2 separate regions of the Homo sapiens genome follow, and region 2 is linked to region 1. The links are chromatin loops, found by intact Hi-C in ENCODE. Cell type or tissue: mammary epithelial cell. All regions are shown on one strand. Links, peaks and the distances in the headings refer to the core of each region. The heading gives the core; the rest is flanking DNA.

Region 1 (5,378 bases), core at 278-5,277:
TTGGTGACAAAATCACAAGTACTGTTTGTTGACACTACTGTGATGTGTTGCCTACATTGATTATTCATGGAAATGCTAAATTTCAGTTGAAGATGAGTGAAAAATTAGATGCATATCTTTTTCCTCTCAAAGTTCAGGGACTCCGGGTTAAGAACCCTGAGGTGTAAATGGACACCGACTGCCACTAGGGGGTGCTGGTATTTTAGGAAGAGGCGTTTGCTCCTCCAGAGGAGAGAGGGTGAACTCCTTGAGTCTCTTTGCCCTTTTCTCTGGCGGGCTTCAGAACTCACAGCCCTGGAACATCTCCTCCTGGCCTCCCAGCCACCTCCAAACCCTCACAAGCACATCCTGTTGACAGTGGAGGTGCAACTCTTGGTGTGACCATCTATAACTCATGCAGAGGCCTCCTCAGTGAATCCTCTGACCACCAGCACTCAGAGGGGTGTACGGCCCAGTGGGTACCACTCACAGCACCTGAGCCTAGGTCCTTGCAGTAACCACAGTCCTGACTCTAGGCCATCGGGGCCAGCAAGAACCCACAAGACACTGCAGGCTCTGGTTCTGAGCAGACTCCTCAGGCCCTGCCCGGCTTCCTTCTGTGGTTGGTGGGCAGCCAGGCAGGTCCTGATGAAACCTGAGGAGGGCCACCAGCCTTTCTCCCCTCCATAATTGGGGGCCCAGCAGAATTGGATAATGGTCTGCAAGTTACCTGAATCTTGGGCTGAGACACCGTGGTAGTCAGAGCTGCCGAGCGTTCACAGATGTCTTGCCTGATTCCTCTCAGGATGAGAGTGGAAATAACTTTCTTTCTGGGCAGAGTTTGATGATATTGCTACATCATCCTCTGTAGGCAAAACAGCAAGAGTCTGCTATTCCCACCTTGTGCTTGCACTGGTAGGAGAGCCAGCTTTGAAACCACTCGAGGGGCAGTGTGACAGAGTGACAAAGGAGACTCCAGACAACTTGAATCAGAAAACCCACCCCTGAGGCCGGGCGTGGTGGCTCACACCTGTAATCCCAGCACTTTGGGAGGTCCAGTGGGGTGGATTGCGTGAGGCCAGGAGTTTGAGACCAGCCTGGCCAACATGGTGAAACCCCATCTCTACTAAAAATACAAAAATTTGCCAGGCATGGTGGCGCATGCTTGTAATCTCAGCTACTGGGGAGGCTGAGGCAGGAGAATTGCTTGAACCCAGAAGGTGGAGGTTGCAGTGAGCTCCAGCCTGGGTGACAGAGTGAGACTCCGTCTCAAAAAAAAAAGGAAAGGAAAGGAGGAAGAAAAAAGAAAGAAAGAAAGAAAAGAAAAGAAAGAAAGAAGAAAGAAAGAGAAAGAAAGAATGAAAGAAAGAAAGAATGAAAGAAAGAAAGAAAGAAAGAAAGAAAGAAAGAAAGAAAGAGAAACAAAAGAAAGAAAAGAGAAAGACAGACAGACCCGACCAGGCACAGTGGCTCACACCTGTAATCCTGGCACTTTGGGAGACCTTGATCACGAGGTCAGGAGATTGAGACCATCCCAGCCAACATGTTGAAATCCCATCCCTACTAAAAAAAGTACAAAAATTAACTAGGCGTGGTGGCATGAGCTGGTAGTCCCAGCTACTCGGGAGGCTGAGGCAGGAGAATTGCTTGAACCCAGGAGACGGAGGTTGCAGTGAGCAGAGATCATGCCACTGCACTCCAGCCTGGGTGACAGAGCAAGACTCTGTCTCAAAGAAAAGAAAACCCAACCCTGCCACTTACTTAGGTTCCGTTTAACTTTAGGTGAGTCATTTAGAATCCATGCCTCAGTTTCCTCGTCTCCCAAGTGGAGATAATAGCCCTGACCTTATAGGGTTGTTATTTGGGTTAAATGACATGCTACACAGAAAGCACCTAGAAGAGTACCCGGCCCATAGTAAGTACCAAGTAAGATTTTGCTATTATTAATAATTGGTATGAAATTGATAAAATGAATAAAATTCTTTCTCTCCTTGCCTCCACTTACCCAAACACCAACTCCACTTTCTTTCTCCCATCATGACTCTGTTTGCTCCTACAAATCAGATTCTTTTTCCCTTTTTAAAGAAAGAGTCTGATTTCCCAGCCTTGGCAACATAGCAAGACCTCATTGCTACAAAAAAAAAAAAAAAAAAAGCCAGGTGTGGTGGCACACACATTTAGCCCAGCTACTTGGAAGGCTGAGGTGGGAGGATGGCCTGAGTCCAGGAAGGGGAGGACGCAGAGAGCTGTGATTGAGCCACTGTATTCCAGCCTGAGTGATAGAGTGAAACCCTGTCTCAAAAAACAAGGTTTATTCCTTTTCACCCCAAACTTGTCCCTGTCCCTCCCTCATGACCTTCCTGGGAAGCATAGTAAAACATGCATCAGGGCAAGAGCCTGGAGACCTGGGGTTTAATTCCACTTCTGGGCTTCCCCTCCCTGAGCCTCAGCTAAACATCCAAGGATCCCTTTGTTTTAAAATATAGGTTGTGTTGGCTGGGTGCAGCAGCTCATGCCTGTAATCCCAGCACTTTGGGAGGCTGAGGTGGGTGGATCACCTGAGGTCAGGAGTTTGAGACCAGCTTGGCCAACATGATGAAACCCCGTTTCCACTAAAAATACAAAAAAATTAGCCACGTGTGGTGGTGGGTGCCTGTAACCCCAGCCATTCGGAAGGCTGAGGCAGGAGAATTGCTTGAACCCAGGAGGTGGAGGTTGCAGTGAGCCGAGATCTTGCTATTGCACTCCAGCCTCAGCAATAAGACCAAGACTCTGTCTCAAAAAAAAAAAAAAAAAATGTAGGTTGTCTTATTATTCAGGTAATGCCGAGGACAGCAGATCAGGAGACAACTACCATTGAAAAAAGAGTTTGCTACTCACAGTTCCGGAGTGGAAGGGACATGCCATGCCACACAGGGCCACACGGGGGAGCCCAGGGTTGGGCAAGAGGCAGAAGGAACAAGAGGAAATCAGGGCAGGGGCCTTAACTATGGTTTCGGAGGGAAAGGCAGGCAAGGCAAGGTTTAGGATTGGCAAGTGTGAGTAATTTTGGCGGGCTCCAAGGTATAGGGGATTTCTCTAGTTGTCTGACACTTGGCCCTGGGGTGACTAGGACAAGTCGTGAGAGTTTGGGTGTGGGCTCTGGATTGGTTGGTTTGCATATCAAAGGTGTGCTCACAGCGTAGTCTTTGCCATCTCTAGGGATTAACTAACCCTGGAAGGGACAGTCCCTCCAGGATCAGCAAACCCCAGACCCCAAAGCATCAAGAATACAGAAAACAAGAAGACGTAGTTAATATACCCTTCTACTATGAATGTGGTTTCATCAGCCACTTTATACATGTCCAACAATACATATTGCTGCTATGACATCATGACTTTTTATCTTCACAGGGGATTCTGACATAGGGGTTAAGGATACCGTCTCTGGAGTCAGACTACCTGGATCCAATGGTAACCTCTCTGTGCCTCAATTTGTAGCTCCCTCATTTTATAGCTGTGGGATTTGGGGGCAATTACTTAACCTCTCTGTGCCTCAGTTTCCTCATTTGTAAAATGAGGATGCTAGTTCCTTATTTCTTAGCACGGTGGCCATTAGAAAAACTATACTTGTAAAGAAAGCTCTTAGAACAGGCTGGGCATATAGGGAGCAATCAATACCTGACAACTATTGTGATTTCTTGATCATGTCAAGCTGCCTTCCAGATTAGAGTTTTCACCTCTGCTGTTCCCCGCGCTGGGAAGGCTCTTTCCCACTCTCTTCACCTGGGTAACACCTTCTCTTCCCTCATGTTTCAACTTAAATGTCACTTCCTCAGCGATGCCCCCACGTCCCAGGCCCCTAGCCTACCCAGCCTTTGTTATACTCTGTCACATGGCCCCTGCACTTCCTTGTAATGCTCATCATAGTTGCAATTGCACAGCTGTTTGTGTTACAGTTTATTGAACATCTGCCTGCCTTTCCCTGTAGACCGTAAACCTTAGGAGAGCAGGGACTGTGTCTGTCTGGTTCCTGCTGTGTCCATAGTGCCTGGCATACCAAAGGTGGTCAATAAATGTCTGTGCACTGGATAAACCACATAGGTTTACAGCTGCAGGTGCATGGATGCCTGGGTCAGAGGCCATCTGGACTCTTGTCTAATGGCAGAAATCCAAAGTCACAGGCTTCTGACCCCTTTGTTTGATGATGGGCTTCTGATGAAGGGCTTCTGGGCCCTTCAGCTGCCCTTTTCAGGCCAGGGAGTCTGGGAGGGAATTCTTGAGGATCAAAATCCATGTTGTAGATGACCAGCTGGCCTGGAGACATCAATTGGCAGAAGTGATGGAATGTGTACGGAAAGATGCAGCTGCCCTGCTCAGGAGGGACTTCATCCTTGCTTTGCTAAACCAGCTGAATTCCAGGAATACCAGCGAGGGGATTGGGTCATGTCATACCTGCCTCTCGAGACAAGCAAGCCGAAAGCTGAAGGGGGCAGGGAGGTGCTAGAACTGCAGAGAGAAAGGAAGGGCCAGATGTACGGACCGGAAAAAGCCCTGTAGCAGGTGGAGGTGAATATAATTAATGGAGCCCAGTGAGCAAGTCTGCACATGCCAACGTCAAAACCTCATCCCAAGGAGCCATGGTCTCACTAACCCCATCCCTGAGAGGGCAGAGCAAGAATAGTTTGAGATTGACATGCCAAGCAAATGTATAGCAGGAAATTCTCCTAAGCCAGGGGTTTGGTCAGAGGCCCTGGCCCCTGTGGCTAAAATCAGGATTATGTCTGTACTGATTTACTTCCCAGCTGGGTTTCAGGAAAAGCCTCAAAAAGACCACAGGGTTGTGCCTCAGATTGGCACATGAGGCCAGCTTCCCTTGGGTCTGTGCTTTCTGGACAAAAAGCTAATACGAAGGGAGATACTCAGAGGAAAAGGCCCCATCCCACAGCCTCCCTCTCTCTATAGCCCCCTTTGAGTCTTGGCAAGTGTATTTGTGACAGCTAGAACAAATCAAATGTATTTTACAAGTTTAGCCTCAAGCAGACCAAGTGCCAGCTTTGGTAGACATGTCCAAAGGGATTTTGACCCTGGACTAGTGGTTCTCAATGGAGATGCTATTGTTCATTTAGAGATTTGGGGGGTCGTGGCTTTGGCTGTCATAGTGATTGGCAGTCACTACTACCATTTAGTTGTCAGGGACCAGAGGTACTATATGTCGTCAATGCATGTAAGCAACCATTGTGCACAGGAAAGGGTTGTCAGCCTTCCCCTACAACTTTTAGATACCCCACTGGATATTCATGTAGATAAAATATAATCTGTGCTCAGAGCCTACCTTTATTTTGTTTATGTACACAAAGGTTTGGTTTGGTTAGGTTTTCACAATTTTAACATACACTGCAGTTTCCAGGAAGGCAACT
Region 2 (5,378 bases), core at 219-5,218, 560 kb after region 1:
TCTTCTTATTTTTCTCATGTTACCAAGTATCAGTGAAAACCAATAGACAGGGACAGTGTTTGAAAACCACTTCACCTCCACTGTAGCTACCAGGGGTTACCTGTAAAATCTGTTCAGTCAGCCTCTCCACAACCACATCCATTGGGGTTTGTTATGTAGTAATCACCACATCTGTCTATGCACTTATCTATCTACTTACCTATCTTTGTTTTTCCAAAAAATAGAGTAGAGAAAATTTATTTATAGATTTTTCTTTTTTTTTTTTTTTTGAGACGGAGTCTCGCTCTTTTGCCCAGACTGGAGTGCAGTGGCGCGATCTCGGCTCACTGCAAGCTCCGCATCCCGGGTTCACGCCATTCTCCTGCCTCAGCCTCCCGAGTAGCTGGGACTACAGGCGCCCGCCACCACGCCCGGCTAATTTTTTTTGTATTTTTAGTAGAGACGGGGTTTCACCATGTTAGCCAGGATGGTCTCGATCTCCTGACCTCGTGATCCGCACGCCTCGGCCTCCCAAAGTGCCTGGGATGAGAAAATTTATTTATAGATTTTTAAAACTTATTTCCAAAGGCCTTCTCCCAAGACACCAAAGTACTTTTTGACATCAAACCCCTCTGTAAAGAGATTTTCTTTATTCTCTTTAAAATAAGTAAAGGTGCTGCCTCCTGTGAAATGCCAACAAAAGGATAAGTTTCATGTGAAGCCAACTCTAAGAAGATGGTACTAAGTATCTTTAGTACTATCTGGAATTTCATATGCAGCCTCCCACAGCATAACCCTCTTCTCAGCTGGTAAGACAATTATAGTTCCTATCTCAAAGAAACACTGTGAACAGATGTTAAGGTCTTTCAGAAATTTAAACTCTCTGACTGCAAGACTTCGGTTTATTAATTGCACGCTAATGGATTCAAAAGCACAGAACTTCCATTTTAACTTGACTTTTATTCTTGCCAGGAGAAAAATACTTTTTCAGGAGAGAGCATAACATCTCATGCCTTAATTCCATGAATTTCATTGTTTAGAAAGCATTTGCACAGGACTTTTCTGGCAACTCCTAGTGTTCTTTGGACAAGTTCACAAGTGTAGAAAGGCATCAATTTATTAAGTATCATAAATTCTCAACTATCCAGCACAGTAAGGAAATGTGGTATTCAAATATTCACATTAAAAAAGTCACCAAACATTAATTATGCCTCAAAAAAAGGATTAAAAAGTCACTCCATTGGTGATTTATGAACAAACATTTTTCTCAACATCATAAAGTATACCTAATAAACCACAATGAACACTGTTTAATCTTCGGATGGTTAAGACGGTTCTTGAAGATTTGTATTATAAACAAGATTTGTCTTGGCAGTCCAGTAACACAACAATTCATAGAGAATTCTAGTTGAAGACATGCCAGGTGACAGCTGACTGTATTATTTCTACTAAAGTATAATTCAGCTTTTAAACAATTCACGTTGGGGCCACACAGCCTGTGTTTGAACCTGGCTCTTCCATTTCCTAGTTGTGGGGTCCTGGGTAATGACTAAAGCTCTCCAAGAATCCTCTCCTCAGTGTAGAAAACTCCTCTGCTGGGGCCGGGCACAGTGGCTCATGCCTGTAATCTCAGCACTTTGGGAGACCAAAGCGGGTGCATCATGAGGTCAGGAGTTCGAGACCAGCTTAGACAACATGATGAAACCCCGTCTCTACTAAAAATATAAAAATTAGCCGGGCATGGTGGCACATGCCTGTAATCCCAGCTACTCGGGAGGCTGAGGCAGGAGAATCGCTTGAACTTGGGAAGCGGAGGTTGCGGTGAGCCGAGATTGTGCCACTGAACTCTAGCCTGGGTGACAGAGCGAGACTCTGTCTAAAACAAACAAACAAACAAAAACAAAAAACAAACAAACCAACAAACCTCCTCTGCTGGAATTCCGGGTTATCTCTCCAACTTCATCAGTGACTTTCGGTGTAAAGTTTAACTTGGCCTCAGTATCTTTCTTTGTAAAGAAGAGAAGGAAGCACCAAAAAAATCTAATAATATGAGATTATTAGGACTCATAGATTGCTATCTATCTTAAATCTGGAAGATAACTGCCAGAGAATTATTTTAAATGTTTGGGAAGAAGAAGGAGGTTAGGGGAAGGGAAGATGGGAGGAACAGAAGGAGAATTAAAAAGAGGCCTTCATAATATACAAGCTACCTCCTTTCCCTTACATCAAAAGTGGCCTCCGTGGCCAGGCGCAGTGGCTCACGCCTGTAATCCCAGCACTTTGGGAGGCTGAGGAGGGTGGATCACCTGAGGTCAGGAGTTCAAGACCAGCCTGGCCAACATAGTGAAACCTTGTCTCTACTAAAAATACAAAAATTATCTGGGCGCAGTGGCGTGTGCCTGTAATCCCAGCTACTCAGGAGGTTGAGGCAGGAAAATCGCTTGAACCCAGGAGGTGGAGGTTGCAGTGAGCTGAGATCGTGCCACTGCACTCCAGTCTGGGCGACAGAGCAAGACTCCATCTCAAAAAAAAAAAAAAAAAAAAAGTTGGCCTCCCTGAAAATAAACAGGTTTATGAGCGCCCTCATGGGGTGGATTAGCTAAATGCCATCCCTAGTACTGGCTGCAGGTTGTTACAGTAGAAATAGATCAATTATTTGAAAAAATAAATAGAATTTTAAAGAAAGTTGTTGTATTCCAGTTGAATTTTTGATGTCTCCTGGTAAATTCTAAATTATCCACATTAAGACCCCTAAATATTTTTGTAATGTTTTAAATAACTCTTGTTCAGTGTTTTTGATGCTTACTGCTTAATTCAGTAATTTGGGAAGTAATTCTGGGACGACCACAAAACCAAAAATCTGCAAGATTTCAACAGATGGTCAGACTGTAAGCATTTAGGAGAACAAAGTCAATTATAACTGTGGTATTCTTAGTACTCTCTAATAACTAGCAGAAATTATTATTAATAGAAAAAAGTAAAAGCTCTTAATTTGTATATTTTTCTTGCCCTATAGGGTTAGCACATAAATAAGGTGACTAATAATGTTACCTTAATGGAAGCAAATGCATATTATATCATGAAACAATATGTAGTTACCTTTCTAATATATGTGTTTTAGGTAACACTAACATGAATTTACACACCTTGCCATGTGTAGACTTCCCAGTGCTTAGTACCGAAAGCAGAGGAAACAGTCCTGCCCATCTGAAACTACTAAAAATACAAAAATTGGGCCGGGCGCGGTGGCTCACGCCTGTAATCCCACCACTTTGGGAGGCTGAGGCGGGCGGATTACGAGGTCAGGAGTTCGAGACCATCCTAGCTAACATGGTGAAACCCCGTCTCTACTAAAAATACAAAAAATTAGCCAGGCGAGGTGGCAGGCACCTGTAGTCCCAGCTACTTGGGAGGTGGAGGCAGGAGAATGGCATGAACCCGGGAGGCAGAGCTTGCAGTGAGCTGAGATCGCACCGCTGCACTCCAGCCTGGGCAACAGAGCAAGACTCCGTCTCAAAAAAAAAAAAAAAAATTAGCTGGGCACAATGGTGCAGTGAGTATATTAGGACTTGTTGATTTGGGTAAAATAAAAACCCTTTATATGATAGACCAACTGTGCTGTAACAAATTACACCAGATGGAAGGTAAAGTATCTCAGAATATTCCAATTGCGTTAAAAATAAGGCTGTAATTGTTTGAAATTAAACTTTTATTTGAAACCTTAGTGGATCCGTAATTGAATGTCTAGAAAACCATGCAACTAAGCCAACTTTCCTGGTGATATAAAGGTGTTACAATGGGGGAAAATATTTTTTAGAACACTTTCCATTTTTTTATCTAAAAAGCTGTATTCCTGTATTTCCTTATATTTAAAATCTGGCAATATCCATTCCCTGAAATACCAAAAATTGGGTCTTTGGCATGACCTACTGACAATTTAGAGAAATGATGAGAGAAGACCAGTTTCAGGTAAGTTTTCAAACCAATATACACTTGGGTGTAAAAAGTTAGTGTAGGTAACAAGTCACGTATATTTTCCTAAATTGATCAGATTATGAATTTCTCTTTTTTTATTATTTGAGACAGGGTCACACTCTGTTGCCCAAGCTGGAGTGCTTTGGCACGATCTCGGCTCACTGCAACCTCCGCCTCCCAGGTTCAAGTGATTCTCCTGCCTCAACCTCCTGAGTAGCTGGGAGTACAGGCGTGCACCACCACGCCCAGCTAATTTTTATATTTTCAGTAGAGATGGGGTTTCACCATGTTGACCAGGCTGGTCTCGAACTCCTGGCCTCAAGTGCTTGGCCTCCCAAAGTGCTGGGATTATAGGCGTGAACCATTGCACCTGGCCCAGATTATGAATTTCTAAAATATATATATATATATATATATATATATATATATATATATATATACACATACATATATATATATATATATTTTAACACTTGGTAGGAGGTTAAGATGATGGCATAACTTGCTTCAAGAAGTCCCATCCCACCCCTTCCCCTCACACTCCCATACTAGAGGCAGTGTCTGTGCCTCTGGAGGAAAAATAAGGCACATCTCAAATCTACATAAACACGGGGCAGGTGGTGAGAGGAGAGATGTATGGTTTCTACTGGTATTGCCCACTCCGAAAATAAATGGATCATTAAAAACTCTGGAAACTCCCAGAAGCGGAATCACAGCTTAGGATGATCATGGAAGTTTTCCTGTTGGAGCAGTAGCTAGCCATGGTCAAGGCGGTCTAGACAGAGAGCAGTGTGGGGCTCCGTAAATACCGCACTGACGGAAAACATTAGCTTCCTGAACTGTACAGGTTATACCCAAATAAGTTAATTCCCTCGGTAGGTCTTGCTTTGCCAGCATATTCACTGTAAAACATGTAACAGACACTTAAAATAGAAATCAAGATTACAGGCAATATTTTGGAAACCAGGTCTTCCTCAAGCTGTGGGAAAATCTGGGTGGCCCAGATTCCTTCCTTTCTTAAAATACGACTGCTTTTCCTCCCACTCTAGAAAAGAGGTGGAAATGTTTACATGGATACATCTGATGTGTTGACACAGCTCTTAGCAATAAGTCCTTCAAAAGGGCGATCTTTTCCTTCAGGTTCTGCAACAAAGCTCTGATTGTCACGGTAAGCTGAAAAGAAAAGAACACATCCTAAGTATTCTAGTCCAGAATGTAGAATCCACAAAATTACATCACGTAAACACTACTTCACGGGCTATGATGCAACCAAGCAAGGGCTGGAAGAGATAGATACTCAGCCCCTCACGACAAACTCAGGGCTGGAAGGAGGCTCAGTGGTGCCCTGGCCCAGCTGCCAACCTACAGCTTGTACCCGCTCCACAACCTGGCCAAGTGGTGAGCCAAGCCAGACTGGAACCCCG

The links. Peaks named below come from ENCODE experiments on the same cell type or tissue, not always from the same donor. Only the 100,000 strongest peaks of a DNase experiment are listed, where the experiment ranks them.
Region 2: it touches region 1 in a loop (19-fold over the local background); 5 of 110 quality-filtered maps call a loop at or near these places.

Annotation. Positions count from the first base shown.
Region 1 is chr17:8,991,519-8,996,896 of GRCh38, forward strand. No RefSeq gene overlaps it. Among named protein-coding and RNA genes, the nearest start is that of NTN1, 27 kb to the right of the region's middle. RefSeq lists enhancers at 275-344, 455-504. In mammary epithelial cell, for the core only: a CTCF peak has its summit at 2,899 (motif pointing right); no DNase peak of the experiment used is centred there.
Region 2 is chr17:9,552,402-9,557,779 of GRCh38, forward strand. STX8 (syntaxin 8) reads right to left here. Exons shown (of 8, transcript NM_004853.3): 3 at 5,033-5,127. Among named protein-coding and RNA genes, the nearest start is that of STX8, 21 kb to the right of the region's middle. In mammary epithelial cell, for the core only: a CTCF peak has its summit at 2,569; no DNase peak of the experiment used is centred there.